3 separate regions of the Homo sapiens genome follow, and regions 1 and 3 are each linked to region 2. The links are chromatin contacts, found by Hi-C in ENCODE. All regions are on one chromosome and are shown on one strand. The core of a region is the stretch at or near the end of the contact, and the rest is flanking DNA. Distances in the headings are between cores, read along the strand shown.

Region 1 (4,620 bases), core at 2,061-4,560, 6.8 Mb before region 2:
ATAACATCTTTATAGGACAGGGGTAAAGTCCCAGTACTAACAGGAGAATGCTTAGGACTCTAACAGCTTTTCGAGAATGCGTCGGTAAGGGCCACTAAATCGATTTTTCTCAGTTGGTCCCCCTTGTGGCCTAGGAGGACAGGCAAGGGTGCAGGTTTTCGAGAATGCGTCGGTAAGGACCGCTAAATCTGACTTTCCTTGGTCCTCCATGTGGTCTGGGAGGAAAACTAGTGTTTCTGCTGCTGCGTTGGTGAGCGCAACTATTCCGATCAGCAGGGTCCAGGGACTGTTGCGGGTTCTTGGGCAGGGGTTGTTTCTGCTGCTGTGTTGGTGAGCGCAACTATTCTGATCAGCAGGGTCCAGGGACCGTTGTAGGTTCTTGGGCAGGGGGAGAAACAAAATAAACCAAAACGCGGCAGTTTTGTCTTTCAGATGGGAAACACTCAGGCATCAACAGGCTCACCCTTGAAATGCATCCTAAGCCATTGGGACCAATTTGACCCACAAACCCTGAAAAAGAGGCGGCTCATTTTTTTCTGCACTACGGCTTGGCCCCAATATTCTCTCTCTGATGGGGAAAAATGGCCACCTGAGGGAAGTACAAATTACAATACTATCCTGCAGCTTGATCTTTTCTGTAAGAGGGAAGGCAAATGGAGTGAAATACCTCATGTCCAAGCTTTATTTTCATTGAGGGAGAATACACAACTATGCAAAGCTTACAATTTATATCCCACAGGAGGATCTCTCAGCTTATCCCCATATCCTAGCCTCCCTATAGCTCCCCTTCCTATTAATGATAATCCTCCTCTAATCTCCCCTGGCCAGAAGGAAACAAGCAAGGAAATCTCCAAAGGACCACAAAAAACCCCGGGCTATTGGTTATGTCCCCTTCAAGCTATAGCGGGAGGGGTATTTGGCCCAACCCGGGTACATGTCCCCTTCTCCCTCTCTGATTTAAAGCAGATCAAGGCAGACCTGGGGAAGTTTTCAGATGATCCTGATAGGTACACAGATGTCCTACAGGGTCTAGGCAAACCTTTGACCTCACTTGGAGAGATGTCATGCTACTGTTAGATCAAACCCTGGCGTTTAATGAAAAGAATGCGGCTTTAGCTGCAGCCCAAGAGTTTGGAGATACCTGGTATCTTAGTCAAGTAAATGACAGAATGACAGCCGAAGAAAGGGACAAATTCCCGACTGGTCAGCAAGCCATCCCCAGTATGGATCCCCACTGGGACCTTGACTCAGATCATGGGGACTGAAGTCATAAACATCTGTTGACCTGTGTTCTAGAAGGACTAAGGAGAATTAGAAAAAAGCCCATGAATTATTCAATCGAACTAGAGAAAGAAAAAAATGGCACAAAAACACCTTTTGATCATCTTTACTAAATACAGGTTGTTATGGAACAATTATTAATCTCAGTCTAAAACCTATCTTATGCGGGTAATACATAATGGACTTTTTAAAGCAAATTGTTTTTCAGACATAACGCCACTGATAACACAAGATTAAGTATCTATCTCTTTTTAAAGATGATCCTGATAGGTACATAGATGTCCTACAGGGTCTAGGGCAAACCTTTGACCTCGCTTGCAGAGATGTCGTGCTACTGTTAGATCAAACCCTGGCCTTTAATGAAAAGAATGCGGCTTTAGCTGCAGCCCGAGAGTTTCAATCTTCAGGGGAAATTAAGTTCCCTCTTCACTGGGTAGATTAGAAAATGGTGAGTTGTTTTCTAAATAAGAAGGATCAAATTAGTCAGTTTTGCTACACTGGGAAATCCAACTCTCATGGGATAGTTGTTACCCTGAAAGTAGGTTATCCAGGAGATGAGGGATCAGATGTAACTAAGTGAACAACAGCCAGCCTCCATCCAAGCAAGAGCCCATATTCACAAAGAAGGAAGAGTTGCTGATGCCTTTACGGCAAAGATTAAAAAAAGGCATTTTAGATGTATATTAATTTACTTAATCCTCGTAACAACTCTGAGATATTATCATGCCCATTTTACAGATGAGCAAATGGAGACACAAAGAGATGAAATAATGTGGTCAAGGTTACATGCTAGTAAGTTGCTGATCTGGAATTCTAACCCAGGAAGTCCTGTCTCCAGTGTCTATGATTTCACCCACTACACTATACTTCTTAAGCATGTCAAGAAAGTGAGAACTTTAAATTGATTTAATTAGACTAACTCTGAAAGTCTGAAAATAAAATTGATTCATTGGAAACTTTTCATCAGTCCTTATTTTGGGGGATATTCAATTTAGTGAAATTTAGTATTTCAGTAAAGGTTAATTCACTACATAAAACAATGTGATTTTTTTCCTTTGAGGCACAGTTTAGTATTGTGATCAAGATTTCCCTGACTCTCCCAGCGGTCTGAATTTGGGTAAATCACTTCACTACCCCTTGACTCAAATTCCGTATTTATAAAACAGGTAAATACTGGTATTATCTTCTAAGAGTGTTGTGAGGATACGCAGATTTTTTAAAAAAGCAGTTAAAGCCTTTAAACAGTAATTATAAGCAGTTGTCATAATTATGCCGTTGTTAGACTTCTAGGTCAATGAATCAGAAAATTTAAATCTCAATGTTTGATTATAAAATCTGGTAACAGATGGGTGAAAAGGAACCTGGAATGGGTTTACTCTCCAGGAGTTCACATTTAACTTTTCTTTCCGAAGTTCCGTCTATTAACTCCTGTTCTATGAAGTGGTAGAAAAAGATGAGGTATTAATTTTCTTTCTTAACAAATATTTGAAGGCATAGTTGGTGTTGGCGAAGGGAGATGAGGAAGACATATGTGCTTTCTTATGATATTAAAACCTGGAAGACAATAAAAACGCTGATCAAATAATAAAAAGCGTTACCTATGGCGGAAAAGGAAGCTCAAATGTTCTTGTCAGGGGAAAACGACACAAAAACTGAAAGAGGGAAACAAAACAATTGCACAGGTGATATGCATTAGGGTTGTTAGGGATAATTTCTGCGCCCAAGGCTCTTATTAGTAATGAAATACGGTGTGAGGAGCTGAGATTCGTTCTGCAGTCTCAGTGTTAGTCGGAAAGTAACCCCTCCCTTCCCATAGAAACAGAACCGGACTGGCGGCGCGATTACACCTAAAACAAGTTGCAACCTCATTTCCCTGTAGGCACGCCTCTTTTATCTTAACCACGCCTCTTCATTCCCTAAGCACGTCGTAAGCAAAGGGAATATCGCGAGATCTGTACATTGTCTCTTTTCTGACGTTTTCAGCTGTGATAGTCGCTTTTGTTCTCGCGATATTTCCGGGTACGCGGGAGCCCCGGCGACCCGGGCTTCTGTGAAACATGGCGGTAGGCTGGGACCATAACACAAGGTAAAATACTGAAACACCGCTGGGTGCTGTTCCCTCGGTTGTTCCAGGGCTGTTTAGGGCGTAAATGCAATTGAGGGAACTGGGAGCCTGTCATGGGCTTGGCTTCCTGTCTTCATTGATCTCTAGAGAGCCGGTCGGACGGAGAAGCCGCTCCACCTCCCACGGGGGCGTTACTGGCAGGACCCTAGGCAACGATGCTACTGGGAGCTTCCCTTTGCCAGGTCCGGGTGCTTGTGTGCTATCCTGCAACTCGAAGGAGTTCAGGTGCTTCCTCGATCGCACCTGATTCTGACCCTTTGCTTGTCACAGTGCCCGGTTCCCAGGTGGTTTCTCCAGTCCGCAGGCGAGTAGGATCCCAATCGGTCGAGTCCCAGTCCTCCCGGATGTCAGACTCCCTACCCCCATTCAGACAAATGCCACATTCGTGGCAGCACGTTGCCCTCTGTCTCTTTAAGAGTCTTGGCCTTGCCCGGAAGGAGTTTCGCACAGTGCTTCGGAAAATGAGAAGGGGGCGGGGGAGGGCGAGATGCTGAGAGACAGGTTCGACTGTCACTACTTTTCCTCGGCGCAGGAAACCTTCCGAAGGCAACGTGTCAACTCGTGGTGGAGAATAGCCTTGTTTATCTGTAGTATATAGAGTTGACAGGTCATTGTTTGAGAAAACACGTTTAAATAACTTTTATATTTTAGTGCCCCCGAGACTTAAAGACAAAGTGGCATAATAGCTGTTAAAATGTTGCCAGACTGGTTTTCAGAAGCAATGAAAGTTACAGTTAAAAACAGGATTTATTCATTTGAAGTTGTAATTCAGTATTTCAGTTAATTGCCTAGCCTGATACATTGGACTCCAGTATACAGCAATTATAAAGAATGAGCCTGGCTTGTTCACTGAAAAAAGACATGGTTATTTACCTAATTTGTTTGTTGATATCTTTAAGTTGTTGTAATTATGCCAGTTCTAGTGGAAAACATGAGGAAAAAAATTCTGATTTTTTGGGAGGGTGGGGGTTGGCGGTGCAGGGATGGATAGAGAGAGGAGGATTTTTTTTTTTTTTTTAAATGATGGTGAACTTTAGTATACAGTTGCGTGTTATAATGGCTTCCTGGTACAAATCATAAAAATATATCAAGTTTGAAAGATCTCTCAAAGGAAATCAGGCCTAGTCTGGAACAACGAGAGTTAGGGAAACAACAACAACCACCCACACATTTTCTTTCTTTGGGGATTGATGATTTAAGTGAAAGAAATGGCT
Region 2 (4,062 bases), core at 667-3,166:
GAGTCCCTGTCTCTAAATAAATAAATAAATAAAAAACGTTGATCACATAGTGTAGCCAACCTTCAGAATTCTGGCAAGGGTATTTTAAGGGCAGAGTCAGACTCCAGAAAAAGCTGCAGGTGGACCTAAGGAAATTCGCATGGGATCTATGACCCCTATTCCTTTGACATAGTTTGAATTGATAAAAGTTTCTCTAGTCCAAAAAGCAAGCGATTTTTTTAGATTTTTATTTTGAGGAAGTCGTTTTCTCTGTAGGAGTTCAATTTCTCACTTATGTGAACAATATTCCTGCCATAGAAGGAATTTTTGTCATGAAAAGATAATTCGGGATCACTACTGTTTGGAGTATTTACTCTATTGAGTATTTTCGAAGTTAAAAAGATCATACGGATATCTTCACTTAGGAATGAAATGTTACAATCTTTGAGCCGGCATGAACTCTGATTTTGTTGATACTGGGTATACTGTCAATGCTGATTTTGATATTTGGTAAGGACTGATTTATTTACATCTTGTGTGTGCCTCAATTTCCCTAATATGGTCTGAGCCTGTAGATAACACCTTACTTTATTTATAGTTGGGTCAATTCTTCAAGATGTTTAACGCTCTCCATGTTTATTTCTTGTGGTTGACTATACTTTCCATGGTAGGAAGTCCTGAACTTCTGCTACTACTGTAGGTCTTATCTTTAGGCTTGTGGATGCTTAATAAGAACACTGAGATGATCTAAGAGTGCAGGACATTTAATTAAAAAAAAATTTTTTTTAAGAGACAGAGTTTTGCTCTGTTGCCCAGGTTGGGGTGCAGTGGTGAGATGGCAGCTCACTGCAGCCTCAAACTCCTGGGCTCAAGCAATTCTCCCAGATTCTCCCACCTCAGCTTCCTAGGTAGCTGAGACCACAGACGAGCCACCGGCCCAGCTAATTTTTGCATTTCTTGTAAAGAAGGGGTCTTACTGTGTTGCCTCGTCTCCATGAGGCTGGTCTCGAACTCCTGGACTCAATCGATCCTCCCACCTCAGCCTCCCACAGTGCTGGGATTACAAATCTGAGCCACCACACCTACCAGCAGAAACTTTTTTTCAAGAGGAGACTTTGGATTTCAAGGTGACCTCCCCCACCCCGCCCACAGTAATATCTGTGACCCAGTGCACAACACAAGTGCCTATGACTGAATAAAATATTTCACTAAATATTTATTTCACTATTCGAGATGTGCCTGGTATCTCTATTTCTTTCTTTCTTTTTTTTCTTTTTTTGGAGACAGAGGAGTGATCTCGGCTCACTGCAACCTCCGCCTCGCAGGTTCAAGCGATTTTCCTGCCTCAGCCTCCTGAGTAGCTGGAATTAGAGGCGCTCGCCACGACGCCCAGCTAATTTTTGTATTTTTAGTAGAGACGGGGTTTCGCCATGTTGTCCAGGCTGGTCTTGAACTCCTGACCTCAGGTGATCCGCCCGCCTCGGCCACCCAAAGTGCTGGGATTACAGACGTGAGCCACTGTGCCTGGCCATCTAACTCTATTTCACAGAAAACTGGAACCACCACACGCACCTGTACCCCTTCCAAGTAGAAACCAGCTAATTTGGTTTTACGAATCACTAAAGGCCGACTGAAAACGCTCTTCTAGCAGTCTTCGCTGCTACTCCATCTATCACAGCCCATCCGAAAAGCGGCGGTAGCAGCTGGGAAGGCCGCGGCCGGAGGCTGTCACAGAGCAGCACTCGCGCTTCGGCCCGCAAGATGGAGCGTTTCCCTCCAGGGAAGCAGCGCCGCACCTATCCACAGCCCCCACTCGGTGGATGATGCAGGACTCGGCCCATTTCCCTGCCCTCCAGCTTTCTCAACGTCAGCCCCGCCCCCTTATCTTTCCTCGGCGAGTTTAGTTTCGCCCCGCCAAGTGGGCAGAGCGCCGAACGATCGATGCTTTCTTCCGCGCCCCGAGAGCCGCCATTTTTGAGAGCGGGGGAGGAGAGACAAGCAGGGGCGGCAGAGGCTCAACGGGATGCTGACTGGGTTTTGCTTTTCGTCCCAGCCTTGTGGGGCCGGGACGGAAGAACCCATCAAAGCCCTTCCTCCCGCCGCCTCTCCGGAATGAGGTCTCAGCACCCGCGCGGGACAGCACCCTTCCTCCTGCGACAGTGAGTGGCGACCCGTGGCGCGACTGCCGGGCGCCCGCGCGCGCCCCCGCGCGCTCCTTCGCTGTCAGTTACCCCGCGCGCCTCCGCCCCTCTCCCGCCGGCCCCGCGCTCGGCGCAGACTCGTTTGTTTGTTTCTGCAGGAGCCCAAGAAGAGGCCGAAACCGAGACCATGCCAGGGAAGCTGAAGGTGAAAATCGTGGCCGGGCGCCATTTGCCAGTGATGGACCGTGCTAGTGACCTGACTGATGCCTTCGTGGAGGTTGGTGCAGGGTCCTGCCCCTCAAAACACAGGGAGCGCCAAGCCCTGTGAAGGATCTACCCACCTCGCCCCCAGCCCCTCAGCCTATTCCCCCCTCGACTGCCCTCCCTTCGGCCGTGGTTGTCCAGCTCTCCCACGAGGGATGACCGCCGAGACCTCAGTGTGTGCGATGGGTGCACGGCTTGCAGGCGTCCGCGGCACAGTCCGCTGCGCGGGGAGGCTTGTACTGTTGTGCATGCGGGGGTGACCCTGATGTCAGGACTCATTAACAGGCCACCTGCCACTCAGGAGATCCCAAGGCGTGGCCGCGCAGCCACCGACACACTCACACACATACACACACACACACACAAATGCCGGAATGACTCTGATGTCAGGACTCATTAACAGGCCACCTGCCACTCAGGAGATCCCAAGGTGTGGCCCCGCAGCCACTGAAACACACACACACACAGGCACACACACACCCTTGGAAGGGGTGGCCAGAGTGCTGGACATCATGTTTAAGAAGGTGCATGAAGCCCTTTATGGGCACTTGGAGTCCCACAGTGCGAGGAAATCCACTCTCATGCCTAACATTTTGTGAATCTGCCATGCACGTTCTAAAACACAACTGCAACACTTCCTGCTCTTGTATAGGCTGGTAGGTCTGATGAGGTGTTTCAGGGTAATTTAGCGCCTTGAGGTAGGAAGTCATTTAATTGCCATGGACTTAAATTGCAAAATTGCTTTTTAAGTCTAATGATTAGTTTAAAAGTCATGCAAATTAGTAAAGGCCTACGGCCGGAAGGTAATAACCCAGAGTCTGAAAGAAGCCAAGTAAAGATTGTAATAAAAATTGGCGTGATGAGCCAGAGCATTAGAGCAGCAATCATTTGGGCTATTAGTGCTTAGAATTGATGGATAGATATATCATAATATATAGCTCGATTTCATCTCAATATTCCTGATGTTTCCTAAATGTTCTCTAACCGAATAATTACAGTTCACTGCCTCCCCTGCCCATTGTCATGGTGATTCTTAATCACTTCATTTGAGAAAGTTCTTGAGTGCTCTTGTGCCAGATGTTAGGTGATAGGAATCCACAAATAACTAAAACATAGTGTTTGCTTTCCGGTAGTTCAGACATTGACCCACACAGCCTATTTAATAACTAATAGGTAACGTGTTGAATTTAATAATTGCCAGATCTGTACTAAGTACTTTTAAATTCTTAGTTTTCACAACAGTCCTGCTATAGGAGTATTGTTATTGTCCCATGTTACAGTGGATGTAACTGAGGCCCAGGAAGGGTAAATAATTTGCTTAAGGTTACATAGCTTGCAAACCTCCACAGCCTGACAGTTTGTTCTCTTAACCACTCTGCTAATACGGCCTCACCAAAGTGATGAGTATTGTATTAGAATATGGAAAGAATTCTGTCTCTGAAGGTTGAGAAAGGCTTCTTGTGAAAGTGACATTTGAAGTGGGCCTTGAAGGACACCCAGGATTTTACCAGGCAAAGGGAACATCAAAGGCAAAGGCATAGACTGGGATATATAGTATGTTCAGGAAACTGCCTTAGTTTAGTACGTGTCTGGAGGAAAGGGTATGAGATATGTGGGTAGTGGAGCTTGTTAGGGATGAGGCTGGAAAGCCCCATTTTCTATAAAACCTCATTTTCTG
Region 3 (4,267 bases), core at 650-3,149, 6.7 Mb after region 2:
GATCCTGAACTAAGGCAGCCACAGTTACTACATGAAGGAACATTGGAGTCAGGAGACATCCCGCTGGCAGAATCAAAAAAGATGATGATAATCTAGATATAAGGGAAAATCAAGAATGCTTTAGATTTCAACCTTTAAAAACTTAGGAAATGACGAGCAGCTGAGTTTTGTTTTTTTGTTGTTTTTTTGTTTGTTTGTTTTTGACACAATGAGTTTTAATGATGCCTAAAGCCAGTTAACAAAAACCGGGATTGAAATAAAAACCTAGGGCCATCAATGTAGGATATCACTAAGGAGTACACACAGAGCAGCATTCGTAAAGGAGATCAACATTCATTATCTGGTGCGTTTGTTAATGCAGATTCCTGAGTCTCAATCAAAATATACGGAATAAGTCATTTAGGCCTCTGAAAATTTTGAGAACCACTGAAGACAAAGAAGCACACAGGACCACGATGGACCACGATGGAATTTTGGTGGGATCAAACATGCGTTCTGTATGGCAGCCAGTGAGTCAGAATTTTATGAATATCTGACACTGAAGTTTTTGATTATTTCAGGACACAAGCTACAGAGAACACCAAAGTTAGCCATCTTGGCTACACTTACGCTGTGAAATCTGCAGCTGCTGTAGCTGCTTTGGTGGCATCCTTATTCAGTGTTGCACCCCAAACAGCACCTTTATGACCCAAAAATGTTCCAATCCAGTCTCCTGTATCTCCCTGGCGTAGCATAGGTTTACCATCTAGAAAATATTTTTTAAAACATGTAATTTATAAGTTCAGATTACTTAAAGTCTAAGATTCAAATGTAAATATACAATGATGTTCAATGACAAAGTGGAAAAATTGTTTCAGCTATTTAACTACCACCACCCACTGAAGGCACTAAGGAATGTGCAGTAATAAATTAACTGAAGAGCTGAACAGATCATTCTCTCTGAAAAGCATCTGTAATTGGCTGGGAATACTGATCTGCGTCAAAACAATCTAGATTTTAGTCTTATTTTGGACAGACATCTTAGCCTGAATCTCAGTTTCCCATTTGAAAAATGAGGCTAATACCACAAAGGAATATCCAGTGAGACAAGAGCGAACGTCTTTGTAAGGTATTGCACGGCCTGGCCTAATTTCTCCTTTCCCCAAATCCTTGAAAGCTATTTACCGTGTTGTCCCGAGAGTCTAGGCAAATGCTGACCAGCTCCTTCAAAAATAGCAATAAAAATAAAATAAGGAGAGAGGTCTTAGTTGGAGGTAATAGTTTCTACAAAAGCGTCCTCTCGGCTCCAGCTGCGGATTCCCTAACACACTCCTTTCTCCACCGGACCAGTGTTGGCTCTCATCTCAGATGTTAATATCGCCCCCTCCCCCCTCACCACACCACCGCTTCGGCACTGGAGCGTGCGGGTCCCGATCCCTTTCAGCCCAGTCCCAGCCGTCGAGGACCAGGATTGCGGCCTTGCTCACCTTTGCAAGCGCTGATTAAGAAATACCCATAAGGCGTGATGCCACTGAAGGCCAAATCAACCACGGGTCGCGTGTGGCCAGAGCAGGTGAGCGGCGTCTGTCTCATTGCCATGGCGGCGGCGAAGCCAGCGACCGGACTGGCGAGCTGAGGGTCGTCGTTGTCTTTTCTCTCTTCTGCTGCAGTGCCTCGGGCTGCTCCAGGCCCCCGCCCTGACACTAGGGCTGGGCTGGGCAACAGGAAAAGAAGGGCAATCCGGTGGCACCGAGGTTAGGGAGGGGTGAGGGAGGGGTCAGGGAGTCTGCGACCAGCAAGCAACAGTCGACGAGGGAGGGAAAGGGAGGGAGGGAGGAAAGTAGGGGATGGGGAGAAGCGGAGAACCGGGCCAGCCACGATTCACAGCGTCCACACCGGCATCGGCAGGAAGTGACGACGTAAATGACGCAGAGCACCCGCCGGAAATGACGATTGGCGGGAGGGCGGGCTCGCCGGGTAGAAGTGACTTGAAGAAAGAGCGAGAAGTATAGAAGGGCGCAGGCGCTAGTTCAGTGCTCGTGAGGTAACTGGCGCTGGCCCACGCCGACTAAGGGAGACGCTCTAGGCACCGGGATGGGGTCCCTGTCCCCGAGCTCTAGCGGGTCAGAACGCCTTCCTGGTCCGCGGCCGAGTTGAAAGTTGTTCCCACTCCCATAAGTCCAAGGACCAGCGTCAGCTGTGTACCTGCCGAGCAGCCCTACTGAGGACTGTGCTCGGCCTCTGAATATCTAGACGGACACGAGCCATACCCAGTGACGGCCCAAACCAGCGAACGCTGTCTGGCAACGTTTTTTGCAATTTGTCTTATTTAAAAACCATATACGGGCTTGGAGTGGTGGTGCCTGTGGTCCCACCTACTTGGAAGGCTGAGGTGGGAGGATAACTCGAGCCCGAGAGGTCGACACCGCAGTAAGCGGTGCTCGCGCCACCGCACTCCAGCCTGGGCAACAGAGCGAGACCATGTATTAAAAAAAAAAAAAAAATCCCCAGTCATTTCTTCCGCTGTGTAAGTTTTCCTATGTTGCTAATGTTTTAGGAGTGGATACTATATAGTTTTAAATGCGATTAAATTCAAGTTACTTTTTCCTTGGTGGACTTCGGAGAACTCTAGAGTCGTAGATCCCCAATTTTTTTGATGAAATACTCTCATCCGTAAAGTGAGCCTTCACTCATTTTATAAGCGAATGAATGCTGAATTCTATCAAAAACTTTTACACCTTTTGATATGATGTATATATGAGTGATGATTTGCAAATTACATAGATGTGCATTATAATACATGGACAAAAATAGAAATATTAAAATAATATTTAAATATAAACAAACTCTGATATTGTCTGCAGCAGGCAGCCCACTGTGGCTCTGTGAAACCACCAGAGCTGTTAATTGTTGATACTGTTTCCTAACCAGGAGAGGGCTTTTCTCTGGGCAAGTTGTATCTTTATTGATAGAATGTAAACCCAATACAACAGAGATTTTTGTGTTTTCTTTGCTACTTTATCCCCAAGGTCAAAACGTCTGGGCACATAGCAATAAATATGTAATCAACATAAATGTCTGTGAATGTTTTCTTCATCTTTTTGCAGCAAACACCGTCTACAAGATTCGAGTCAAACAACGTGAGAACTTGAAATACGTCTCCATTCTTTTTCCTTAGTACTCTCGTTCATTCACTTACGGTAAAGCACTTACTATATATGTTTTTCATTTTATCTTGTTCGACTCCTCCTTTGTGCCATCCTCTCCCTTTTGTCTCACACATACGCACCACTCACACATTTATGAACTCCTTAATGGCAATGGTTATGGCTTTGTCATTTGTACTCTAGTGCCAGAAAAGTGAATGGCATTTAGTGAATACTCAGCATGACTGTTTACTGATTAAATAGATTGTTGCATTACTGATGGAGGTAAATAAAAGACCCACTCAAAATGACACAACTGGTCAGATACTGATACATGTTCATTTATTGCTCATTGTGTGTAGATAAGAATATAATTGGTAAGTTATGGTACATACTTGGCTCTAAAGAATGTATTATTTCCTGCTCATTTGGATTCTGAGTTCTAAGAGTATTGTGTATTATGACCAATTGGGTAGGCTTCAAGGTCAATTTAATATTAGAAGACAGGTTAATGTAATTGATATAATTAACAATATTAAAAGATTAAAGAAAATCATATCAAAAGATGTGTAAGAAGTTTTTGATAGAATTCAGCATTCTTTCACTTATAAGAATTCTGAGACACTAGAAATAGAAGGGACTTTTTTAACCTCATAGAATATCTGAAACCCCACACCTAATGGTGAAATACAGAAAGCATTCTGTATTAGATTAGGTACGAGACAGATGATTGCTACTGCCTCTTCAATACAGCATCGTACTAGATGTTCAGGTAACTTAAAAATGCATAAATCTTCCAAAGAAAGTTGTAAATCTGTGATTAGAAATTGTTTTAGAGGTTATATACAAAGAAAAGAGGCAAGGTGTGGTGGCTCATGCCTGTAATTCCAGTTCCCAGTACTTTGGGTGGCTGAGATGGGAGGATCACTCCAGCCCAGGAGTTCAAGACCAGTCTGGGCAACAAAGTGAGACCCAGGCTCTACAAAAAAATAAAAAAATTAGCCAGGCATGGTGGTACACTACTGTGATCCCAGCTACACGGGACACTGAGGCAGGAGGATCGCTTGAGCCCAGAAGTTCATGGCTGCAATAAGCCCAATTTCTGCCACTGCACTGCAGCCTGGACAATGAGGTAAGACCAT

What was found. A loop is a pair of places that touch in the nucleus more often than their neighbours do. Pooled maps may share reads with other maps.
Region 1: a loop to region 2 is called in a map of CD8-positive, alpha-beta T cell, with 17 times the contacts of the local background. The contact joins the promoter of ERGIC2 here to the promoter of C2CD5 in region 2. A Hi-C loop is called at or near these places in 1 of 168 maps with a recorded cell type or tissue (CD8-positive, alpha-beta T cell), 1 of 37 single-sample maps with no recorded cell type and 8 of 50 pooled maps.
Region 3: a map of CD8-positive, alpha-beta T cell shows a loop between it and region 2 (8-fold over the local background). The contact joins the promoter of STRAP here to the promoter of C2CD5 in region 2. A Hi-C loop is called at or near these places in 2 of 168 maps with a recorded cell type or tissue (CD8-positive, alpha-beta T cell and naive thymus-derived CD4-positive, alpha-beta T cell) and 7 of 50 pooled maps.

What each region holds. Positions count from the first base shown.
Region 1 is chr12:29,379,862-29,384,481 of GRCh38, reverse strand. It overlaps ERGIC2 (ERGIC and golgi 2), which reads left to right and starts at 3,310. Exons shown (of 14, transcript NM_016570.3): 1 at 3,310-3,367. RefSeq lists an enhancer at 3,578-3,747.
Region 2 is chr12:22,542,396-22,546,457 of GRCh38, reverse strand. It overlaps C2CD5 (C2 calcium dependent domain containing 5), which reads left to right and starts at 1,916. Exons shown (of 27, transcript NM_001286176.2): 1 at 1,916-2,138; 2 at 2,279-2,397. The coding sequence starts at 2,308. RefSeq lists enhancers at 1,786-2,015, 3,156-3,675 and a silencer at 2,156-2,275.
Region 3 is chr12:15,880,019-15,884,285 of GRCh38, reverse strand. It overlaps STRAP (serine/threonine kinase receptor associated protein), which reads right to left and starts at 1,899. Exons shown (of 10, transcript NM_007178.4): 1 at 1,467-1,899; 2 at 610-745. The coding sequence starts at 1,578. It overlaps LOC102724146 (a long non-coding RNA gene), which reads left to right and starts at 1,988. Exons shown (of 6, transcript XR_007063230.1): 1 at 1,988-2,506; 2 at 3,087-3,179. RefSeq lists enhancers at 1,822-1,941, 2,252-2,481.